Linked DNA regions of Mus musculus: all the other regions are linked to region 1. The links are chromatin loops, found by intact Hi-C in ENCODE. Cell type or tissue: left cerebral cortex. All regions are shown on one strand.

Region 1 (5,000 bases):
AACGGGCTCTGCGGTAGCGGAATAGCGGTTCCCGGGGAACCCTGGGCGGGGCTGGGAGGGTCCGGGAGGGCACAGCCTTGGGCGGGCAACCATCGGCCCGCCCTTCAGCCCCACCCGGTCTGCCGCAGTGCCCGCGCTGGACAGCCGCACCTGCCCCCGCACTGCGGCGCCCCCGGCTGGCACGATGCTGGCTCTGCCCGAGCCTCGCGCTGTCAGGGGGCCTTGCGCCCACCTTTGGCTGTGAGCGGTTTTGTTGCGCTCCCGACTCCCCGGTGGCAGCTCTAGCCTCTGCTTTATTCCGCCCCCCTCGCATCCCTCCCTTCACTTCATCCCTGGCAGAAGTCCCCGGGTCCGTGTGCAGCTCCAGCCTGAGCGCTCTATTCTCTTGGGGTGGTGCTGAAACGTTTCTGCTAGGAGACACCGGCTGGTGGGCGTGGTGCAGTCCGCACTGCGGTCTCTACGGCAGCCCGAGGCGGACAAAGGGCGTTCACGTAGCCCTCCTTTCCTTCTCCCTATCATGCCAATAAAAGATGGATGAAATGATTTTGGTTTAGATGAATAAATAAATAAACAAAAGCTTGTCACCTGCCTCTGCATTTGGAAATGCCCACTTGTCCCCAGAACAAAAGGCTTCAGGGTGGGGACTGGAGTTGCAGACCCGGTTCTTTTGTTTAACTTTAAAGCACGGATTTTCCCTTTCAGCTTAAAAGGAAAAAAAAGTGATCAGAAAGCCTGTCGTGATTTTTCATGAGGGGAAGATCAAGAATAAGAGATTTCAAAAGTGGAATGCTTTTTCTGAATGTCTCAGTAATCATCCTTCATTTTCAGATTACGGGCTTTTGATCTGTTTCTCAAACTTCGTTTATTTCCACGTTTTTCTCCTTGGAAAAACTCACAAGTACTGACTTTGGGTGTGGCTATTGTGGGAATTAATGGCTAGGTGTTTTTAAATCTTTTTTTTTTTTTTTTACTTAATATTTCTGGAAACAATCCATTAAGAAGTGCTTTTTCATCTCCAGAATGTTCAGAATCACCCATTGTGGTGCCAGGAGAGGAATCATCACGCCCATTTTTAGAGCTTGAGAACAGACATGAGGGAGGAAGAGTGAGGGACAGACTCAAGGTCACGGAGCAAAGCTGTGCCAGGAGAACGGCTACTGCAGTGTCACTACTTGTGTGACCCGGTCTAGATAGGAGTGCCAGCAGGCTAACATCACAGATTCAGCAGGCAGTCTTCTGACCTTGTCTTTGAACAAGTCATCTACTTGTGGGCACCTCTTGGTACAGGGAGGAGGCTCAGCCATCGCCTTGCAACCACGTTTATCTTCCCGCTTTGTTACCGGGTTTGATCATTCCTTATGCGATCCGTTCCAGGCTTTATTCAAGCCTCTTTCTGTTGGAGGAGAAAATAGATGCAGCCAAGGAATTCTGTGCGTTATGTCCTGGCTTTACTAGCATTTAGTCCTAAATCCAGATTTGTCTTCTTAACAGCAGAAAGTAGGAAAGAAAGGGAAAGAAGGAGGGAAGGAGGAAAGGAAGAAAGGAAGGAAGGAAGAATATTTGAGAGAGAGAGAGGGAAAAGCACAAACCGCAGAGAACAGTTCACTGAATTTTCACAAAGTGAAGACACCTGTGTTGTCCAGCTAAGAAACAGCCATTTACAAGAATCTCAGAAGTCACCCCACCCACCAATCCTAATGTTCATTTTGCAATCACCATGCTTTTTTTGATTTTTAATTCCCTAATTTGGTCAGGTTTTTTTTCTTTCTTTCCTTTTTTTTTTTTTTTTTTTTTTTTTTTTTTTGGAATAGATTTCTGAAATGGTTGTATCGATCTCATTAAGAATCAACCAAGTGTGTGAGCAGAGCCATTTCCTCCAGGGTAGTAACAGATGTTGCTGATCCTCTAGAGAGTGCTCTCCTGGGTCCCCGGGTCTCCCGATGCAGCTCACACTGCCCGGGTTTTCAAGGATAAGTGAAAACTCTGCTTCCCCGGCTTTTCAAACAGTCTGAGATGACTTAGCAACAGGGCAGTCAGGCTCTGTTTCCTTGGCGGGGCGCACTGCTGCTTCAGCTGGCAGATCCCAGCTGGGCCTCCTCCAGAGGTCACTATGGTGCCACTGCTATTGTTGCCTGCAGGCTATGTTGCTTGAGGCAAGAAGAAGCTGCTCCATGGGGCTCAAGCTCGGCTGGTCAGCTCCCTGAGGGCTGGGGAAACCATTTCTCTCAGCTGTTAGCCTTTCTTATTCCCTCTTCCTTTCCCATCCAGACTGAGGCACTATGTAGCTGGAGACCCTGGAGTCTGGCATATTGGCCATCTGATTGATTACCCAAGAGCACTCCAGAAAGGCAATAAATAAATAAATAAATAAATAAATAAATAAATAAATCTAGACCCCTGTAGAGGGATGGTAGATACCGAAGCAAATCAACAGGCCCGAAACACCCTACATGGATGCTAAGTGCTTCTGGAGACCAAGGAAGAAAAATGCTCAGCTGTTTTTGAAAAGCACAAAATCAGGGTTGATCATTTCTTCTCCAGAGCTTCAAACAATAGTGTTCACTTGCACTGTTCGAGCTACACTGATGCAGTTCTATAGGACTTGATCCCAAACTACAGTGGACACCACCAACTGATTCATCTGTCCTTCCCTAATTGTCCCCAATGTGGAGGTAGCCTGATAGCCTTATTCTTACCAAAATGCTGGCATCTGGGTATATTTTAATATTTAGACTCTATACAACAATACCGGTCACACTGAAATTTAAAACATGGTACAATTGAGTTTTCATCAGTTCGTGCCATTCTTTCTAAAGAAGCCAAAGTCATCTAATGAATGTTAAGTGTCAGTCTGATGCTTTCAATTATGATTAGAGGGCAACTAACTGTCTCTCTAGGTGACATTAGATATAAGCAAGATGTGCTTATGAGAAGATAGATAAGTGTGCTATCCACTGCCTTGAGTCTTTAGGTGTGAGTTAAGCTGGTTACATTGTAATAGTCTGATGCCTCCTTAGTGAAAATGTTCTCTCCAAAATTGTAGGCAAGAAAATAAAGAACCCAGAAAGGCTTTGGGATTTCATTTTCATTTTCTTCTAGCAAAGAAAAAGAAGTGAAAACCATATATGGTAGGAGATAAAGAGACGCTAGAATGTGTTACATTTATTATATTCATCTTCACACTTCCAAAATCAGGAGGCAGATGGATTTTTGCTTGTTCTGCCTAATTGGTGTTACCACTAAGGGCTCTGTGATCCTAGCTGAAATCCAAGCGAGTCAGTCCCTAAATGGAAGGTCATTAAATCAATGCTTTGTTGTAAATCTTCCCTAAAAGCTTGCTTTTAAAAGTAATTTCTAGCTTTTAGATTTAGAAATAAATTCTTATAGATAACTATTTGCTTCTATTCTAAGATGTTATCCAAGACTTGAGGTTGTTTATTTTTCTTTTTCTTTCTTTTTTTTTTTAATTATTGCCAATGCTCTGAAGTGATGTGCTGTCCATGTGAGATATCATTTTCATTAAACACGAATATAAGACGAATATTAAGTTACTGGCTTTGTAAAAAGAGAAGCAAACCAAAGGCTAGGTCAAAGGAAAGCTGGGAAATCTTTTCTCTAAAAAGCCTCTTAGCATTTTCCGTTTAGCTGCTTCTCTGGTTTATACGTCTATCCTAGGTTCAAGTTACCTTCTAGTGTCGTTTTCCAAACAGAATCATAGGATTATAGGCTGACCATTCAGATATTTACAAGAAATACTCAAAAGCCTGCTTTTAAAAGGGAACGATTAAATTGGGCCCATTGAGGAAAATAACTTGTCAAAGGCCCAGGTAGCTGTCACGTGTCCGGCATGCACGGTGTGGTCCATTCATTTTCCTTTCTTTGATCTGCTGCTTCGGTTAGAAATAATGCAGTTTTCATCCACTAAAGGAGAGGTGCTTTTTGGTTTTATTAAGCCAAAAGTTTCTACAAGATCAGGGTAAGCTTTACGTAATCCAGCTGGAAGACCCAGTATATGATACGCACCTTCCTTCCTCACCCTGACCAGCTCTGAAATACCCTTCCCCTTCTTTTCCCCCTCTCTTAAACACCACGTGCACGCCCACTTCTTTGTGCATCGCTACCACATGGGGTGAGAGAAATGAAAAGAAAAGATGGTCTGATGCTTCCTGCCCACCTGGAATGAACACAGGACAGTGTTTTCCTCCCTGGGCAGAGACAGGATCCCGGAACAGCCTGGAACCTGAACCCTAGCCCCTTGAACCTAGCCAGGCATTTGAAACACAGGTTAACTACGCCCAGTTGCTCCAGTTGTTAGCCCCTGGGTAATCCAGGAAGGACAAACTCCTCTTAGATGGCTACAGAATCAAAGCCTCAATGAAGAGCTTGCCCTTAGAGGGGCGAGGAATATAATGTGTCCCCTCCCCTCTCCCACGTCCCCCCCCCCCCCCCCGTTTCAGAATCTCTTTCAGAACTTCTTAACAACACCCAGGTATCTCCCCTCTTTGGCTGCAGAGTCCAGAGGGAGAATGTGCAAAGGGCTTATCAACTGCAGGGGCTCCAGCTTTGGCTCCCAGTTAGGCATGAAGGAGAGACATGGAAAGACAGTCAAAAGCAATCAGCCTTCATTGCAAATGTCTCCCTTTGCTAGCAATATCCAGCATAAGGGACCAACTCGTGACTAAGTGTTTTATTTCTAAAACTGATAAGGCTCCAGAGTGTTCACTCCCAACTAAAGTAACCATGAAGTCTATATAGTCTTTCTATAAACCACAGCACCAATTATGCATCCTTAAATATTTTGACTGGAAATTGCTCTCTTAGAGAGAACCTTGAATATTTTTCTTTCATTGGCAGTTTACACACCGGAAGTTATTTTTACCAACTGTCTACTGGTTTTATTAAAAAAAAAAAAAACATCAACTCAATGGATTTTTTTAAAGTTTAACATTTTTCTGTTGTCAAATTATAAATGTAAATGACATAAATGAATATAAAATGAA
Region 2 (5,000 bases), 240 kb before region 1:
AAGGCATAACCACAAAACCTTCTGCACATAAACTATTGACATTATTAAGTGACAAGCTATAGGAGCAATGTGCAAAAATCAATACAGTCTCTACTTCTGGACTATACAATTAGAAAGTTAATTTTAAGAAGTTTTCATTTCATTTACTGTAACATCAAGGTAAAAATCAAACAGCCAGCAAAGATCTAATAAAAGATATCTAAGACTTAGACACTGAAAACTACAAATATTGTTGAGAGAAATTAATTAAAACCTAAGGGAGGGATTTTTTATGGACTAAATAACTCAGTTTAGTGAAGATGCCAATTATCTGTAAACGGATCTGTAAATTCAATATACTCTCGTGCAAAACCCCCCGGCAGCTGTCTAGTAGGAACAGACAAGCTGGGTATAAAATTTATATGGAATTATAATTGGTCATGAATAAATAAAATACAATCTTGAGCAAAAAAGTTGGAGGGCTTATTTTCCTGGTTCTCAAGTCAGTTTTGGCAGAAAAAAAAAAAGGTCCATTCATGCAAGGATAACATTCTTTTCCTTAAATATATGTGGGTGGGTGGGGGGCTAGGGTACAGCTCAGACACAGCTCTTCATGTCTAGAAGCATGAAGGCAGCTTACAGCAAAACTGGGACTCCAGACCAAGAGGAACAAAGGCTGTGTTGATCAAGTGGTGCTGGGCCAATTACACAGACATCTATTTACAAAACAGAACAAAGTAAGACTTAACCGCTACGTACCATAAGTGAGTTCCAGGTGGGCGATAGCCTGAGTGTAGAAAGAACCTTCTAGATCTTCTACAACATCTGCTTGGTTTGCTATGGCTTTGGGTAAGCAAAGATAAACGGAACATTGAACAGTGTGCACCTTAGCGAAGGTTGAGAAGTTGAACAGCATAGACATTAACATCTCGTGTTCATCCAAAGAACTGAGAAGGCACGGCACCACATGAGAGGATGCTCTCAGCACACACAGCAAAGAGCTCATTTCAGAAACAGCCTTGCACTAAGAGGAAAGCGAATTGTTGTTGTTGTTGGTTTTTTGTTGCTGTTTGCTTGTTTTGGCTTTCGAGACAGGGTTTCTTGGTATAGATCTGGCTGCCTCAGAGCTTGCTCTGTAGAGCAGACCGCCTTGGAGCTCACAGAGATCCACCTGCCTCTGCCTCCCCAATGCTGGATTAAAGATGTGTGCCACCACACCCAGCAAATAAAAAGACTTTTAAAAAAATGAATGAGAGGGGCCTGGAAAGATAGCGCAGCAGATAAGAGCACTAGCTGATCTTTCAGAGGACCCAGGTTCCAGTCCCAGCACCTACATGGTGACGTACAAACCGACTAACTCTATTCCCAAGGGGTCCAACACTCTTTTCTGGCCTCATCAGGAACCAGGCACGCACACGATGCACAAACCTTCACTCAGGCAAAACACTCATACATGTAAGAACAAATGAATGAAGTAATAAAAAAACAAATAAGACAACTGGACATTCAATATACATTAATTGTAAAGAGCTGTTCTAGTTTTTTACTGGTCTGGGATGCTTAAAGGCACCAAGAAATGAGCCCCATATTGCCAGAAAGGTGATAGGAAGAGATCAGATCTCCATATACCAGTTTTGAGAAAATCCCACAGCTGCTAATAAAGTTAAAAGGCACATGTGACTTAGACGCTAGCAATTCATCTCTATATAGCTAACAGAAGCACAAACACCACCAGATGCAAAGAAAAAAGAGAATATTCATCGCCGCGTTGCTAAAATAGATCAGAGTTGGAGAGACTCCAAGTAGCTGTCAAAAGAAAAATATTGGGGTGAATCATGATATATGTGTACAATAAAAAGCAGGAGTTGAAAAAAAATGAATCTATTTGGATCCTGCTTCATCACAGATAGCACATGTACTGTACCACTCCATATGAATACAGTTCAAAATGAGGCAACTCACGATTACACTGTTAGGCTAAACATATGTTGTCCCCCATGTGTGAGGTGCTCTGACTAAAACAGAGTGGGTCACGGGTTAGAACTTAGGGTAGCGCTTATGTAGGGGAGAAGGAGAAGGCTCTAGAAAGGCTTCTGGGTTGCTGACCATGTTGTTGATCTGGGATGCTCTTCGTTTGGGATTTCGTCTTCTGCAAGTAGCTGGAGCAGTCACCATTTATTAATCATCTGATGTGTGTGTGTAATAGCAGCTCAAGGGTCGGCACAGACCATGAACGCATGGACACTTTGCAAGTCCCTCTCAAGAGTGCAGAGGAGGGCTCAGGTGTGCCAAAGCCATATGTCCTTTCAGTTGATTGACAAAGTCCACTTCAGGGCTTCCCAGTTCAAGGCAGCTTTGCTGTGCCACGTTTACATTTCTGCAGATAAGGGCACCAGCCATGAGGGGCGGGCCTCAGCTCCAACGCTGGAGTGCCTGTCCTTCATTCCCATATCTGACTCCACCATCTGGATGCTGCAGTTGGCAGGGAGTTAGAGAAAGATATCTGCTGGGACCACAGTATGCTGAGCGGGTAGGAGGCAAATTCCAGTCTGAACCAGTAGAGGACTGTGCTCTGGCAGTACACTAACTACTTTATTCATTGTAGATGCTGAAACTGGAAAAATGGTAATACACCTGTTTGTGTTTGAGGAGGGCTCGTTTGCATAATTAAATTGTCAGCGCCATCAGTGTGTGAGCGCCTCGCCCAGCTCCAGATGGAAGCCCTCATCATTATAAAGTTAAGAAATAAAAACATTTTGATTTGTAGAGGCAGTAAAATTGTGAGAAAACTCTTATTTAAAAAAAACTATTATTATGTTTTCATGTATGTAATCAATAATAAGAATAAACATTAAAATAAAAACCTGGGGCTAGAGAGATGGCTCAGCACTTAAGAGCACCTGTTGGTTTTGCAGAGGACCCACACAGTGGCTCACAACCATGCATAACTTTAGTTTCAGGGGTCCTGACAGCCTCTTGACCTCCTTGTTAACCAGATATGCATGTGCTAAATATACATTTTACATATATCCATGCAGGCAAAATATTTATGCACATAATAGTGTTTAAAAGTCTTAAAAAGTCAAACCCTACAAGCCAGAGCTCTAGCTCAGTGGGTAAAGCACCTACTGTGCACGGGGCCCCAGAGTTCAGTGTCAGCACCGAGTGAACTGGGTGCGGTGACACATACCTGTGATTCCAGTACTCAAGAGTCAGCCACAGCCTGAGCAGGAGTGCAAGATCATCCTTGGTTACAAAGAGAATTTGAGGAGAGCTTGAGATACAAGAGGCTCTACTCCCTAAATCCATTAAGGCAATGTGGTTCACTGACTGGCTACTCAGACAAAATATAGTGAAACCCACTGTCTTTTTACACAAATTACATGGAGACAATTATTAAGTCACTTGAAAATCCTCCCAGGGACTGTGGTCAAACCTGAATGTGATGTTTGTGGATTTTCATGTGTCAGTAGCAGAAAAAAACAACCTTTCATTTGTAAATATGAATCTGATAGAGACCAAGTTCATTGTCTTGTCTGCCTTGGATATGAAAAGCCCACAGTACTGGTGAAAATATTTCTTGGGATTTATTTAACATATGACCTCCAGCTCCTGAGGTTTTTGTTCTTGTTATGGAGTTGGTTTCTGAGTTGATGGGTGAGTGTTTTAATCAGTCTGCTGTAAGTCTGACCTCTGCAAGGGTCAAAATATGTGTGGTTTGTTTCCCGGTGAGAGACTATAATTTAAATGGAAGAAGGTCAACGTTTTTATTTATTTCCACCAAACGAATGTTTTCAAGTCTTACTGGGAACACTGCAACCCAGAAACTACATCTACTACCTGGAATTAGAAACTCATTATTTAAAAAGTGCTAATCACAGCGGTAGATTTCAGAGAGAAATTTAATGTTGCTAGGTATGTGCTGTTCTAAGTACCAGCTAGCTCACTGGGAGGGAGAAGAGAGCCTTGGTAGAGGTGAGCAGGGTATCCAAGGACAGGGGAAGGAGAGGTGGGGATGAGAGGAGAGGCAGGGGAGACGATAGAGGGGGAGGAGGGGGGAGAAGAAGAGGAGGAAGAGGAGGAGGAGGAAGAGGAAGAGGAGGAGGAAGAGGAGGAAAAAGAGGAGGGAGAAGAGGAGGAAGAGGAATAGGAAGAGGAGGAGGAGGAAAAGGAGGAGGGAGAGGAATAGGAAGAGGAGGAGGAGGAGGGAAAGGAGGAGGGAGAGGAGGGAGAAGTGGAGGAAGAGGAATAGGAAGAGGAGGAGGAAGAGGAGGAGGGAGAGGAGGAAGGAGAGGAGGGAGAAGAGGAGGAAGAGGAATAGGAAGAGGAGGAGGAAGAGGAGGAGGGAGAGGAGGAAGGAGAGGAGGGAGAAGAGGAGGAAGAGGAATAGGAAGAGGAGGAGGAGGAGGGAAAGGAGGAGGGAGCGGAGGAAGGAGAGGAGGATGAGGATGAGGAGGAGAAAGTGGAAAAGCGAAAAAAGAAACTGAAAGAAGAAAATAAGAAAGAGTTGAGGGAGGAAAAAGGTATCCATGTAACCAGGGACGATTCCTGGGAGCAGCCTTTCCCTGACCTACCCCGCCTCTATTTTCTGGCCATCCTTCCCCCACATCCCCCACCCCGGTTTGTTCAAAGTTTTCCCCAAGCTCCCAAGTCATGCCTTGCTCACTGTAATGGAGGTAGCAGATCCAGCAGGAGCTGTTCCTAAACTAACATCTTTCTTTCGTTTCTGAAAGATCTTGACCTCATTGTTGATCCCAGATGCTGATGAGACCAAAACTCTCTCTGTAAGAAGTGAGCGACCAACAGTGTTTGAGTGCTGGTGGCCAGCACTCCAGAGAGAGCATGGGGCTCACAGGACAGCCCGAGCTGTCAGTTCCCATCTTCCACCTCGTTCCAGACAGGGGACAAGAGTTCACTGCTGCACAAGCCAGGCTTCTTGGCATCCTAGGATTCTCCTAGAGTCTCTGCCTCTCACCTCTTGCAGGTGGTGCGCTTGGATTACAGACGCGGGCTACCAATCC
Region 3 (5,000 bases), 140 kb after region 1:
AACCACAGACATTCCCTATATATGGTATTCCCATACTGCCCTGCACCTAACTGAGAAAAGGAACCTAGGAGCAACGCGCCTGCGCTTGTACTGACGTAAAAGAAGCTCCCCAAATAGTCCTGCCGTTCTCCCATGTGCTAGGACTCTACAGCTGGCATGACTGTGGGCAGAAATGAGAAGGAAAACTGGACTGGACTAGGGGAGGGAACATAGACATAGGACCAGAATGGCTACCATTGGCTTCATGAGTCTGCTCTCGCTAAGCTTAGCAAGCATGCTGGCTTCATGGCTGAGGAATCTCCTTGTCTCCCAAGGGGAGCTCAGAGCCCTAGAGACAGCCCCACAGAGAACACAGTTCCTCTGTAGCTTGGACCAGGCTTGACTCTTTCCAGATCATTTCCACAGGCAGGGGAGAGTGGTTTCTAGTTTTCTCTATTTACTTTAAAGATGAAGAAGCTGAGATCAGCAAGGCTTAAGCAACTTGACAAGACTCAGACTGTTTGTGTTGGTGGAACCACACAGACCTGTGGGTTCCAGCCCAGTGCTTACTGCTTACCACAGCATGGCCCTAGGTTGGCATTCTATATTTCACTATGTAATCTATCTGAAAATGCACCCCCAAGTTATCCTCATTTGCTCATTTGACGAGTTCAAACGATGTATGAACAGAGGAAAACAACATGCACACAATCAGAGCTTTAAATATTAATTGGCTTATAAATTTCATTTTGTCATCCAGTCAAACAAACATTTTCTAAAGATCAGCTATGTTCCGGTGCAGAGATCACAAAGTCACTATGATAGAATCATCCTCAACACTCGAACCATAGCTGGCCGTGCTCCAGAGAGAGAATACACTCTGTCCACAGGGGAAGGGTCAGACTTATTTCTGCCAAAGATGAAGATATCAAAACAAATAAAAGAGACTCTGTACTATTTTACCATAATAAGATATCAAAATTCTGAGAAATAAAGTGCTCCAATGTCGCTTTCCAAATAAGTATCTAGGGAACGCAGAACTACCACAAAGTACTTGGCTAGAAGGATCTGAGAGTGGAGCCCAAATGATTATTATCTACAAAGAAAGGTAATACTAACAAATGAAAGCCAAGAGAAGGTGGGTGGAGGGGGACGGGGGAGGACACGGCATTAGAACGTCCTCAGCGATTCTCACCTCAATAAACATGTACATTAAGGTCAGCCCTAAGACGCCAGCCTTGACTTCAAATCTACACTCTGTCCAGAGGCGAAAGCTAACTTTACATGGTAGCAGGGAAAGAGCCCATCTCTAGTCTTTCAGTCAACTCCTTCAAATAAAATCTGGGAGTCATAAATATGATAAACTTACAGCACTATTGTCAGCACACAGCCTTAGCTTGAAAAGTCATCCTCTATTAAAATATCTTCCAAAAGCCCAGCGGTTTATAGATCTCTACTGACATGAGAAAACAAACCCAGGCTATTTCTGCCTCTCTGCTCTCTTTGTACCATGGGTGTTCCGGGATAGGAAGGAGTGTTTCGACACCACTACAGAAGGTGACATAAACACACATACCGAGTGTGCTTTCAGGAGCAGCACGCTGCTGAGGGGATGTGAAGCTAACCTGACCGGACATTTGTGGAGCAGGCAAACAATGTTTTTATGAGCCTGGATGATATGGAAACAATGTTCCCTCAGGTTTAGAGGAAGAACCAAATAAATCCAGGGTAAGGTCTTTGGTCAGTCTCTAGCTGCTTGGCCTTGGAAAGGTTTCTTGGTTTATATCCTTCATCTACAAGAGGGGGATCCAGAAGTCCCCCTGGAATCTGCAGGCTATTCTAGGAGAGGATGAGGACGAGGACATTGGATTATGATTATCATCAGCGAAAAAGCCCCATAGGCTGTCTGAGGTTTGTGGCCACATCTCTGAGGAGCTCAGCTATCATCTAAGGCTCCGCTGGGAGGAGGATGCAGGAACTACACATTCAAACGAAGCGTTTGGAAAATACGTCTGAGAACTAACGAGGCTGCTAAACATGCTTCATGATACAAGTTGAGCACTGATACAGGTAGAACTGTAGACTACTTCCTATGTCAAAGCACAACATGGGTCATGGGTTGTTCAATAAATGGCAGAAAAAAGACTAGGGACATATGTTTTATGCATATAGGTATGTAAGTATATAAGGTATATATATATACACATATAAGGTATTAAGTATATAAGGGATATAAGGTATGCATATAAGGTATATATGTATAAATCTATATCTCATAATTAATGTGATTCTATATGAATCACATATACATGCTAAAAACAAAAGCATACATTAATTGGGGGTTAATTTACTGGGCTGAAAAGTCTTGTATAAAAACAAAAAGAAATGAGAAAATGTCACTTAATTCAAAGCTGTTCCATAATCACTAGAGGCCCAATAAACTAGAAACCAAAAACAACCCCTCCCTGCCTGCCCCCATAACCCAGCGTGAGTATTCATGGCCATTTATTCTTTCACTCGATTTTAGGATTATCTTCTCAGGCCCTCAAATAATTCTGCAAAAATTAGATTAACTTTATAAGTGAAATCTAAATTAACTTAAACAGATTCACTTAAAACAGATAAATGGAGGTATAATAAAAAGATTGCCAGGAAACATTAAAATACAGACTTTTTTTTTCCTTTATAAAGTTAAAAGCCTTAATCATCTTTTTCTATTTTTGAAATATGAAAAATGTTGTCTGTTTCATCCTAACCTTGAAGGCCACAGTAGATCAACCCAACCTTCCATGTAGCAATGGGCTACACAAGCAGGTTACTCAACTTCTCCATCAGGGAAAGAGGAGTGCTGAGAAGAGCCGACAGCTTCAGCCATGCCGAGCTGCTGCTTGCTCTATCATCAGAAGAGACATACAAGTTCTCTCTCAGCTGTGTGACTGTCTGCAGCCCAGAACCCCTAGTCGCTATCTATTCTGTGCTTTAGTTACCAACTCAGTAGCACTGGGCTAAGGTTGGGTTGGGGCAGGCTTTTTCTACTCGGGAATCCCTTCCCTGCAGACAGAATGCAGATGACTCTCTGCTGCCCCCTTTTGGTCTGCTATGGTTGCCGTAAAGCTTTGCAACTTGTAGCTATTTATAGGGCAACCTGATGTCTTTTAGGATCAGGACGCTTCCCCCAAATTTGACATCCTTTGCCTCTGGGTACTGAGCACCCTTCATAAGCACCTACCTGTCTCTCCCCATTTCTGAATCCTGCTGAGGCCTGGACTGTTGATACCCTTAGTGAAATCTGGCAAAGATCACTGGAGAATAATGGGTTTAAAAACCAAAATCTGAATTTAAAACACAATTTCCCTTAAAGAAAAGTGAAGAGAAAAATAGTCCTTGTCTTTCAGGGACGAAGCCTGGCTACTATCTAAGCTAAATCTCAGCAACCATTCACCTCCTCTGCTCGAGACCCTGCAGCAGCTTTTAAACAATTCCTCCAAGCCTCCTATCTACGGAGACAGGAGGATTATTTAATATCGATTAGTAAAGAGGGAGGGGTGGAGGGTGTAACAGTATTACATATGTTATTTATATGTTAACTATGTTAGCATATGCCACACCTGACTCTCAAGGCCTGGTACCCTGACCTCAGAGACCACAACTGAACCTCCCTTTAAAACTGCTTCTCAAGTAAAGACAAATCATTTTCTGACAAGTCAGTAAGTAGCTGAAATATAATTTTAAGGAAGGGTCAGAAGTTATATTAAAAGTCAGGGCAAGTATAGATGAGGCAAAACAGGGGACAGGAAACAAACCAGAAAGCACAGGACACTCTCAGGACGGGAGGCCACTGTGGCTGTGCTCTGAGAACACTGTGTTCGTTATGAGAGACATGATACCTTTCACTACCTACCACTAACTCAGCAAGCTGAGAACTGGGGTGATCTGTACCTATGAGACCCTCGGAGTCTCATTTTAACATTCTTCCCACGCCTTTCCTATCAACTGTGCCAAGGCTTTTAGCAATGAAGACTCCTGGATTATCTATCACCTCTGGGAGGCACCCAACACCCAGCCCCCGCCCCTAAGTATGGACCATGAAGCGGTGAGTATTTCCCTCACTGGCTGCTTGGTCTACGAAAGACTGCTTTAAGTCCCAAACTCACCTAGAAAATGAGGATGCTGTCTTAAAACCAACGTTGATATTTAAAGAAACAGAACAGGCCTCCAAAAAACCCTGTCTGTTTAAAACAACCATAAAGGGAAATCTATCATGGAAATCACAGCAGTCACGATCAGTGAAGAGAATCCACAAAGGTTCTAAGTATCCCTTCCCTAGACACAGAACATCTGGAAATACTTAAGGATGGACTTGCTCTTGGCCTTAAAGTCATGATGCAACCAACTGCGACTCCTGCTCCCTCCCACCAACTCCCCCTAAACCTCCGCTCATCTGCTCCGCTCTCTAACACTGTGGCAGCTCCTAGAAGCAAGCTGCAAACTCACCTGCAAACACTGCACATAAGCAGAAGCTTTAGTTTGTCTCTGCATCCCACAGGCTTGGTTCAAGGTTCCTGACTATGTCATGAAAACAGCCAATAGAAAGAGCTGTTGACAAAGGACTGTACTGCAGGAAACAACTCAGAGAACCTGTGCTTTGTGAGCCTTTCAGAGGCAGGAGACATAAGGATAAAGAGTGCACGAAAGTTAGCGGGGATCACTAACACTATTTATGACTGAAACCCACGACGGATCAGAAGCCCCAGTCTTTCTGTGACCTAGTCTTACATGGACTGCTTTTTTGTTTGTTAATCATGACAGAACTGACTGAAATGCTGACAATACCATTTAAGCGTACAGTGTTTCTGAGAAGCTAAGCAGACCAGGCCCTCATGCTCACAGGGTCTGAGGCTTTGGGCTTAATGAGAAAGCCAGGTGTTCCCCCGGGGAGCCAGTATCTACAGTCAGCTTAACAGGCTCCAAGTCACACATCAAACTGGAGCTTAAACTGCCTCTCCCATTCTGCTATCAAG

Evidence for each region. A loop is a pair of places that touch in the nucleus more often than their neighbours do. Peaks named below come from ENCODE experiments on the same cell type or tissue, not always from the same donor. Only the 100,000 strongest peaks of a DNase experiment are listed, where the experiment ranks them.
Region 2: it touches region 1 in a loop (2.0-fold over the local background); 6 of 42 quality-filtered maps call a loop at or near these places.
Region 3: it touches region 1 in a loop (2.7-fold over the local background); 14 of 42 quality-filtered maps call a loop at or near these places.

What each region holds. Positions count from the first base shown.
Region 1 is chr13:99,510,423-99,515,422 of GRCm38, reverse strand. All of the region lies in intron 1 of Map1b (microtubule-associated protein 1B), which reads left to right. Among named protein-coding and RNA genes, the nearest start is that of Map1b, 3.7 kb to the left of the region's middle. In left cerebral cortex, CTCF peaks have their summits at 175 (motif pointing left) and 2,121 (motif pointing right); DNase peaks (open chromatin) are centred at 396, 1,291 and 2,094; H3K4me3 peaks cover 4,069 bases; H3K27ac peaks cover 2,325 bases.
Region 2 is chr13:99,751,855-99,756,854 of GRCm38, reverse strand. No RefSeq gene overlaps it. Among named protein-coding and RNA genes, the nearest start is that of Gm24471, 62 kb to the right of the region's middle. In left cerebral cortex, a CTCF peak has its summit at 2,521; DNase peaks (open chromatin) are centred at 1,932 and 2,460.
Region 3 is chr13:99,373,784-99,378,783 of GRCm38, reverse strand. The region is part of intron 4 of Mrps27 (mitochondrial ribosomal protein S27); the gene reads right to left. Among named protein-coding and RNA genes, the nearest start is that of Mrps27, 31 kb to the right of the region's middle. In left cerebral cortex, a CTCF peak has its summit at 3,061 (motif pointing left); a DNase peak (open chromatin) is centred at 3,058.